2 separate regions of the Homo sapiens genome follow, and region 1 is linked to region 2. The links are chromatin contacts, found by Hi-C or POLR2A ChIA-PET in ENCODE. All regions are on one chromosome and are shown on one strand. The core of a region is the stretch at or near the end of the contact, and the rest is flanking DNA. Distances in the headings are between cores, read along the strand shown. Region 1 overlaps SDHAF2 (succinate dehydrogenase complex assembly factor 2). Region 2 holds the start of TMEM109 (transmembrane protein 109).

What was found. Hi-C counts contacts between places; a loop is a spot of excess contacts on that map. ChIA-PET counts read pairs that join two places held with the same protein, here RNA polymerase II (POLR2A). Pooled maps may share reads with other maps.
Region 1: POLR2A ChIA-PET joins it to region 2 with 10 read pairs in activated CD4-positive, alpha-beta T cell. The contact joins the enhancer-like site here to the promoter of TMEM109 in region 2. A Hi-C loop is called at or near these places in 3 of 168 maps with a recorded cell type or tissue (CD4-positive, alpha-beta T cell, CD8-positive, alpha-beta T cell and naive thymus-derived CD4-positive, alpha-beta T cell), 1 of 37 single-sample maps with no recorded cell type and 8 of 50 pooled maps. POLR2A ChIA-PET finds 5 or more read pairs at or near these places in 5 of 52 experiments (CD4-positive, alpha-beta T cell, activated CD4-positive, alpha-beta T cell, activated CD4-positive, alpha-beta memory T cell and 2 more).

The regions. Positions count from the first base shown.
Region 1 is chr11:61,444,817-61,449,128 of GRCh38, forward strand. SDHAF2 (succinate dehydrogenase complex assembly factor 2) reads left to right here. Exons shown (of 4, transcript NM_017841.4): 4 at 1,125-1,917. The coding sequence ends at 1,255. Among named protein-coding and RNA genes, the nearest start is that of SDHAF2, 17 kb to the left of the region's middle. RefSeq lists an enhancer at 1,526-2,273. Within about 2 kb of position 1,520, at least 16 of the 41 ENCODE cell types and tissues checked have a DNase peak (open chromatin) inside an H3K27ac peak, as active enhancers do.
Region 2 is chr11:60,911,816-60,916,263 of GRCh38, forward strand. TMEM109 (transmembrane protein 109) reads left to right here and starts at 2,343. Exons shown (of 4, transcript NM_024092.3): 1 at 2,343-2,453. It overlaps TMEM109-DT (TMEM109 divergent transcript), which reads right to left and starts at 2,248. Exons shown (of 2, transcript NR_186356.1): 1 at 2,145-2,248; 2 at 1,351-1,662. RefSeq lists enhancers at 582-1,580, 2,579-3,577, 2,972-3,141, 4,202-4,251 and a silencer at 2,632-2,791.

The sequences.
Region 1 (4,312 bases), core at 270-2,769, 530 kb after region 2:
CCTGCCACAGGTGAGCAAGTGCATGGCTCTCGTTTCTCCTTTGAAGGGCCTCTTTTTCCTTAGGTTTCGTCTGTTGGGTTGCCTCGTGACCTCAGTTCTCTGATATCTTTGAGAAAAGTCATAATATTTGTAATTTATCTGGCTTTTTCTTGTTGTTACAGTGAGTGCAATATTCTTTCCAACTTTCTACTTTCTTGGGGGAAGCCAAAACCTCTTTGATCTTATGTTGATTGTCACATGAAAACAGAGCCCTCACTAGATGCCAGGCCCTGTGCTGAGTAAGGGAGAATCTGACTTGGTTTTGAGGAATTCTCTCTCCTGGCGTCGTACCTAGTGTTGGTGGAAGGGTAATTCTGGAGCACATTGCCTCGGCTTTGGCAGTGGGAGGCTTTGCTTGTAATTGGCATCTTAAATAAGTGTCCCAAGGGTGTAGAGAAAGGTCAGGGGGAGCAGCACACTGCCAGACCCACTGCCGTAGACTGAGGCTGGCCTTCTCATTCTTCTGACTCAGTGCCTATGTTGCCCGTTCACTGAAATCTGGTTCTTTAGGCTCATGACAGTTCTGTGTGCCTCCAATATCCTTCCAATAAATTCCTTTTTGCTTAAGTTTACTAGAGTTATTAGTTTCTGTCTCTTAAAACTGAGGACCTCTAACTGATAGACAAAGGAGAGAGCTTTTGTTTCAAGAGATATATACATTGCAAGGGAAAACACAATGTCTGGGGAACAATGGAATTGCCAAATGCAAAGCAAAATAGTACAGCCAAGATTGTGCGGGCCAGGGGTCAGCAAACTTGTTCATAAAGGACCAGATAGTAAGTATTTTACTTGTAGTCATATGGTCTCTGTTGCAAGTACCCAATTCTGCTGTCATAACACAAAAGGAGCATGGGTAATATGTAAACCATTGGGAGCAGCTGTTCCAATAAAACGACTTGCAAATATAGGCTCACACAGTTTGCCACCCCCTGGTATAGGCTAACATCGTGTATATTTAGAAGAAGGATGGAGACAGTCTATATATCCATCTGTGGTTCTTGGCCAGTGTTTCGAGTTTTAAGATTCTCATACCTGAGCATTGACTGACTATGGCATAATTTTTTCTGCCCACTCTTCTCTTGCAGAAGCTAAACCAGCCCCAGAAATATTTGAAAATGAAGTCATGGCCCTGCTGAGAGACTTTGCTAAAAACAAAAACAAAGAGCAGAGACTGCGTGCCCCAGATCTTGAGTACCTCTTTGAAAAGCCACGTTGAGCTGTGCTCCACGGCCTGGCATGGGGGTTCAGTCTGTGGATGGTAACTACTTATGATGGACGTTAGCCTTGCTTCCGGCTTCTTAGATGCCCAGCTGCCCTACCCCAGACCACTGGTCCTGCCTCAAGTGATGGACATAACCCTCTCCTAGGACATACATGTAAATGCACAATGTGACTCATTCTCATACTTTTTTGTTCAGCTCTGAGCCTCAAAAGTGATTTGTCAGCAGCGCTGGCATGCAGGCTTTGCCTGGCTGCTATCTCTAGAGGCAAGTCTGCCACGAGAGGGCACTGCAGGCGAAGCAGTTGTGCTTGCTCATTGCCTCAGCCCAAGTGTACTCAAAGAAAAGAGGCAGCCAGCTGTGCGTGCTGTATGGAAAGCCTCCCGCCCTCCCTGCAGCTCCCCGCCCTCAGTGGCCCAGGGCTTTGTTGAAGTGGAACTCCCCACTTCCAACCTGGTATGGCTCCTTCTGCGAAGGGAAGCTGATCCCAGCCTCCTGAGCTGAATCCTTCAAAGGCACAGCAGGCAGAATGAGGGCCACAGGCAGGAGTGGTGTGGGCACACTGCTTAGGAGTCAACATCTTCATCATTGGGCTTTCTTTAAAACGTGCACTTTGTAATTTGAAAGAGAATTATTAAAGCATACTGAAAAAAGGAAATTTACAATTTCCCAGCCCTCACAATTAATTTTAATTTTGTCTATTTTCATATAACCCATAGTCATGTTTATAGAGTTTTACAAGTTCACAATTACAGGTTTTATTTTCATGTAGCACTATAGAAAACTTTCCCCCTCATTCCTACAGTCTTCACAATTAGTTGACTAAATAATAATACATAAGAAATAATATATTAGAATGAATTAGTTAGAAGTGTTTTTAAAAGCTCTAGGGCTGTGTGACTTCTGTGTTGCTAGTGGTGCCCTCCCTGGAGGGGTTTTGCCCTCAGAGCTGTAATCTAGGCAGTAGAATCAGTCACCCAGACTGGACCAGGTGCATCTAAAGGTGTTGACTAGAAGAAGGTCGGCCAGATTTGATGAGCAGGTGGTTGGTGATTATAGGAGCCGCACACAGGGACTACACACGCACATGTTTCCAGCATTGTTGAGCTCCAGGGTTCCTACAGAGCCACCTCATGGTTCCTGCCTGCTCTTCAGTATCCCTGGTGGCTCAGGAGGGAAGGGAAGAGATCTAGCCTTTACGTAATCACAGTTAAGCCTCACAGCACTCTAGACTAGTGGTGTTACCTGTATTTTATACATAAGAAAGTGGGCTCAGAGAGAGGAAGTAATTTGTCCAAGGTCAGGTAGCTATTGAGTCGAAAAAGCAGAATTTAGTATAGCTCAGTCTGCCTCCAAAGCTCTTGAACTTTCTACTAGAACACACTGCCTTACTGCTGGAAATTTAATAGAAGTCTCTGTTTGGGAAAGCTGTGGCAAATAGATGTGACAGTTCTGAGACATGACCTCTGTGTTACATGGTGGGTAGGAATCTGCCAGGTGCTTCGCCAAGTGAGTAGATCTGAACTTGATCACCCAGTGAAGCTTCTGTGAGGAAGCAGCGCAGTGCACTGGTTACACATTTAAATCCTGGCTCTGCTGCTTACCTGCTGGATACATGAATTGACCTGAGCCTCAGTTGCCTCATCTATAAAATGGGGATGACAATGCTTCCTGTCTCAGCTAGTTGATGAGATGAAACACACAAAGCTCTTACATGGTAACTTGCACAGTATGTACTCTAGATATGAATGTCAGCATTTAGTCATAGCCTCAGTCTGAGACTTAAAACCTGTCCCTAACACAAATTGCCTGGCATATCAATGAGGTCACCATAGCTACATCCAGGGTTTCTCATCTGCAGGTCAGAAAGCTGAGCCTATTAATAGAACCACAGAATGTCTTACCTCCCAGTGAAGACGAGAGAGAAAACAGACCCTGGTGACAAGACCTTTGATGGAAAAATCTAGCACTCTCCCCTAAGCAAGGAATGGAAGTGAGACTCGCAGAAGCAGGGCAGGCGAGGAAGGAGACGTCTCCCTGGGAGCTTGCTGAAGACTCTGGCTATTCTCTCGGGCTGCATTTATGTACCCTGGGGAGAATGTTAAGCAGGCCGGGAGTTTATATATAGACATAGATCTGGACTGTACGAAGTGCACATGAATTGGGCGGTGACTTACCCATTTATCCTTTGCACGTTATGCAACAAACCCCAGTAGCCAAGGATGTAGTTGGAACTTTTCTCCCCCTCGGGTTTGATCCCTTCTTATCCTGATTTTGTCTTATTTAACACAATGTTCAATTGCTGCCGCTTTCACCTGGGAATGGCATGCTTCTAGAGGAATTGTTTTCCTCCCAGGCTGCTGGATTGTGTCATCTTTGAAAGTGAAGGATCTTGCTAAGTTCACCTGCTCAGTTGTCAGGCCCAGGGATGCTATGTAAACAGTTTTTCCCTTTATTAGGCATTAAGTAAAACTAGGCCGGCCACAGTGCATTTTTTTAGGAATTAATAAACATATAGCAAGGGCCAGCAGCCCCCGAAGGATCGCTAATGCACAGAAGCTAGACTCATTCCTTTTACTTTGACACATCCCTGCTTACTGACCTCATTCAGAGCCTGTGTGGGGCATATGAGCGTCTGGCCCTGTCCTGACCGACTCAAGTGGTCTTGTGAGTCCTGCACAGGCTCTCCACGTGACACCTTAAATTGGGTCAGGAAAGGCTGTTCTCTTTCCATCGTTTCCTTTTAATCATCCTAAGTCTTAAAAATCCATAAGCCAAACACCTTGTGCTGGAGCTTTCTGTGCCTTAGACAGAGTGTGTCTTTTGGGGGTCATTGTAGAAGCACTCTTACTGGCTTTGAGTGTTATCTGGAGGTCATCTGGTATGTCTTCTGCTCCAGCCAGGGTGGCACCAATACAGACCTGGTTCATATTTTTAAACATCACTGGGAAAAGATTCCGATGGGATAGTTGGGGTCTCTCATTTATCCTTCAGTCCATCTGCAGCTATTTGTGGCTAGACAAAGAGAGGAAGGTTTAATGATAAGCTAAACA
Region 2 (4,448 bases), core at 1,093-3,592:
GTGTGAGCCATTGCCCCCGGCCAGGATTAGATACATTTTCTCCCCCAACTTTGGCCCTATATTCATTTTCCAAAAGGTGTCTACGACCTGAAAATCAAGGATGGGAAGAACCCTGAACTGTCTGAGACTGTTTCTACTACCCACATGGAAAAGAGAGTTGAAAAGAAATTAATTTGTCATAGAAAAAAAAAAAGGTTAAATTTCTTTCCCAGGAAAGTCTGTGACCTGAGATTGTTAATCTTAGACATCAGAAAGGATCGCACAAGCAAATGTAAAATTGAAACTGTTAGAAAAGCTGGAAGGTGAGGTTTAGGATGCTACCAGAGCCTGTCCTGGAAGAAGGACTCTTAGCTGAGGGGCAGGAAGTGACAAGAGCTCAGATGAAGATGGATGTGTCTGAGGAACATCTGATGGAAAGAAACAACTGGGTGAGGTGACAGATTGGGAGCCTACAGAGTGTGTACTCTAGGAGGAAGGCAGAACTGGAAGGCTGAATGGTTGGGGGTGGGAGGGAAGAGTTACGTTTTAGAGGGTTGAGTTTGAGAAACAAGTTTTAACATCAAAAGGAAGCTCTCCTATGACAGCTCTTGATGGTGATAAAAACATTCAGTCAGCAACCTGGATTTTTTTTTTTTTTTTTAATGTTCATGCTTGTTGCTTCCTTGAAACTTCACACCTACTGTGAAGTGGTATTTTTAGGTCCTTTATAGTTCTTGAACGTCAAGCAATGAAGGCTCAGAGAAATGAAGCTGTGTGCTCAGGATCACACGACAGGCAAGAGATCACCTCATTCTGAAGCCCTGTTCATTCTCCTTCACGGTGCTGCTGAAGCAGGATATTGCCCTGACCTTTCACAGGACTCACAACAGGGGTGCCCCGTTTACTCAGCCCGCTGCTCTCAACTCCTCATGGGAGGGAGTACGCAAGTGAACAAGGCGGGAACTGGAGTGCACAAGCGCTGGAACAAGCCAGCCGTTTTTCAGCACCAGTGGGATCACACTCCACTCACTCAAGATTCACCGCGTTCCACCCCTCATAGGAGGGAGCGTGCAGGTGAGTGGGTGCAGGAGCCAGAGCGTGCGCTTTTGGACACCGGCAGGAGCGAACTCCGTGCAGGCCCCGGGGCAGTGTCCAGGCAGAGTGCCTGAGGCTCCTGAAGCCCCAGAGGGCATGTTACAGTGTTCTTTTGGCTCTGTCGTCCGTGGACAGCTTAAGTGTTAACAGCTCCGTGGGCCCGCGGTTGCCCTCCACCAGCAAGGGCAGAGGGCCAGCGTGACAGCTTTTGTATCCGCACTCGTGGCTCCCGAGCTCTTGTCCAGCGTCCAAGAAAAATAAAGCTGCACGAACAAATTAAAGGACAAATGCCTGGGATTTTATTGCTGATCAAAGTGGATTTCAGAGGGAAGGTGAGCTGAAAAGAGGGGGGTGGGACAGGCCGGTATGTAGTCTTCCCTTGAAGTCCAGCTATCTCCAGCCAGATTCGTCTCAGAAGTTACGCCTTAAGCTGTCCCTCTGAAGACAAGCTGCTTCTCTCTGACATCCAGCCATGGTCGTCCCCTCATCCAGCTGCTTCTCCTCTCTGCCAGATGAGTCTGGGGTCTTTCTAGGCACAGGATGAGGCAGGGCAGAGCCATGGGTGGCTTAGGAAAAGGCAACATTCAACTGGAAAAACATGGATAGAAGTTCTCACTTTGGGCCATGGTTTCAGGCTTTTTGGCTTGAGGGTGGGGTTTCACCAGGGACCCGCTCTTTTCTACCTAGCATTTATCTGCCTCCTGTCCCTATGCACTGCCTTTGTGGCAGAAAAAGGAGAGTGAGAGTTGGTTCCTCTCTTTCTCTGAAATTCTGAGCTAACATTTGGGAGCCGTCTACAGTATTCAGGTATGAATTTTCTCTCTGGGGGAGCGCATTCGTTTTCCTAGAGCAGTGTGCTTTTAATTGCTCCTTTAATATCTTTCTCTTTTGTGCCTTTTTAGCGCGAAAAGTGTATGGGAAGACTAGGTGCTCGTTAGCGGCTCGGTTAGAACTACATTGCCCACAATGCCCCAGGGAACATTTGTAGCTCTAGAACTACATGACCCAAAATGCCGAGTGGTGGCAAGAGGAGGATTAGCTTCCACTCCGATTTCAAAGATCCAGTTTACCCACTCTACAGCCCAGATATAGTCACTTATTTCCCCTTTCCAGCCAGAGACTTCCGTTCCCTGCTGGAACTTCCGATCCCATTCTTCTCTCGGTGGGAATGCTTGTGGGGGGAAAAAGAAACGCAATAGATAAAGCGGGGCGCATGCGCTCCCGGCACAGGCTTCGATTGTGAGGAAGGCCGGCTAGTCTCCGAGCTCATCCCGCCTTGCGCATGCGGAGAAGGTAAACCAGCGCCCCGAGTTGAGGCGCGGGTTTGGTGGCGCGTTTCAGCGAAGTCGCACGTGAAGGATAGCAGTGGCCTGAGAAAGGTGAGAGCGGGCCGAGGTCGGAATGTGGGGCAGCGCACGGGAAGGGGAGACAGCAGCCGCTGCAGGCGGCACCAGGCGGAGCCGCGAGGCCTGGAGAGTCCGAGTGGGGAGGGGTCCGCGCGCCCAGCGTGCGAAACAAACCGGGGACCCGGATCCCCGTTGCTATGCAACCGGGGGCGTCGTTTCCAGGCAACCCGGGAGGCGCACGTTTCCGGGGAGAAGAGGGTTGCGGCGAGGTTCCGAGGTCCGGCAGAGGTGGAGCGGCTCCCGGGCGTGGGGACCAGGCCAGCGCCAAGCCCGAGCCCCCGAACCCCGACCCACGGCCCAGCCTCCTGCAGCCTCGGCTCGAGCCCTTCGGGGGGCCCCAAACTCATGGGTCGCGCCACGTTCCTTGCCAGCGACGCTACCCCTCAGCGCTTGGCAGGGGACGCGCCGTTCGAAATAGCACATGCCACTGACACCCTGTCTCCGGGAGGCTGCGCCCCGGTTAGGGCGCGGAGCGGCAGGGAAGCTGCCCCTTTGCCGTCGCCCTGCCCCCAAACAGTTGCTGGGCAGCAGCTGTCAGGGGTTTAGTGGGAGCTGCCCCCAACCTGCCAGGGCGCTGACTTCATTCTCTGCAGTGGCGGCTTCGCCTTGTTTAGGACCTTCCTTTAGACTCAGCTGTGCTTCTCGTGTGGCTGCTGTATATTTGGATCTACTATTAAAATAACCTCCCTCCTCACCTCTCCATGGCTTTCTCGTTCGACCCTCACGGTTTCTTGGCAGGTTGCTAATATTCATTTAATAAACATTTATTAGTCATCTTTCCTACTAGGCGCTGGGGATTCCAACATGTCAAGTCTAACCGGGAGTCGCTCGGTCTACTGGGGAAGGCAGGTTGATAAACTGCTAAATTATGCTACGATATATAGTCAGTGGTAATGTGTGTGCTGCAACATTTCTATAGATGTTTAGTTTACAAAGCGCTTGCTGCAGAAATATCTTAACTCCTTACAGCAACTCTTCACCTGGGTTCACTCCCTTTTACGTTTGAGGAGACTGCAACTCAGGCAGGTTAAGTAACAGGCGTAAGGTAGTAGCTTCTAGTCCGTGGCACACTTGAGCCTGGGACGGAAGTCAGGGGTCCTTTGTACACTGCTGCACTTTTGAAGCTTTGCTTAGACTTTTCCCTGAGCTGCTGGCTATGCATCCGAAATTCCTGAGGAGCTTTGCAAAACAAAGGGCTGAGTCCCTCTCTGGAAGAGTCTGAGTGAGTAGCCCTGGGTGGGGCAGACGTCCTTGTTTAACAGGCTGCACAGGCAGTTCCGATGGGCAGCCAAAGTTGAGAACCGCCGCTCCTTAGGGGCAGCTATGAGCAGCGGCGGGACAGTCAGAGCCGGTAGAGGGCACTTTTTGCCGCCCCTCCTGCCACCTGGTGATTCATAGCATGAAATGAAACTAACAAAAGGAAAGAGAAGAGGAGGAAGGAGCCTTGATTGGGAGGGGGGGGCGCGAAATGCCCCATCCTACCCTTGTAGCAAACCACAGCTAAACATAAGCAGTGGCGCCTTCTCACTAACACAATAAGTAAAGCTGTTTCCCCAGCCAGGCTGGGCTCTCCAGACCCACCTGAGCCATATTGCAGCTGCCGAACAGAAGTGGCAGGTTTTGTCTCCCACCTTTTGCTGTCCTCTCATACCTCTTGGTACAAAACCATGGCCTGTAAGCCCAGAAGGCAGATGGTCTCCTGGTATGTGTTCCCTCGGAGGAGTCTGGATGTCCTTCCACTTTGAGCTTGTTGGTGAACTTCAGCTCCATGAGGGCAGGGACTATGTCCACTATCAAGGCAGCATGCGGGTATGGGACAAGCAAAAAGGCAAGATTGAGATCCTGGGTACTGGAGTCAAGTCCCAGCTCTGCTGTGTGATCTTGGATAAGTCACTCAACCTCTCTAAGCCATACTTTTCTGAGTAAGATGAAGAGGGTAATAATACCTTAAAAGATTGTTGTTAGAGT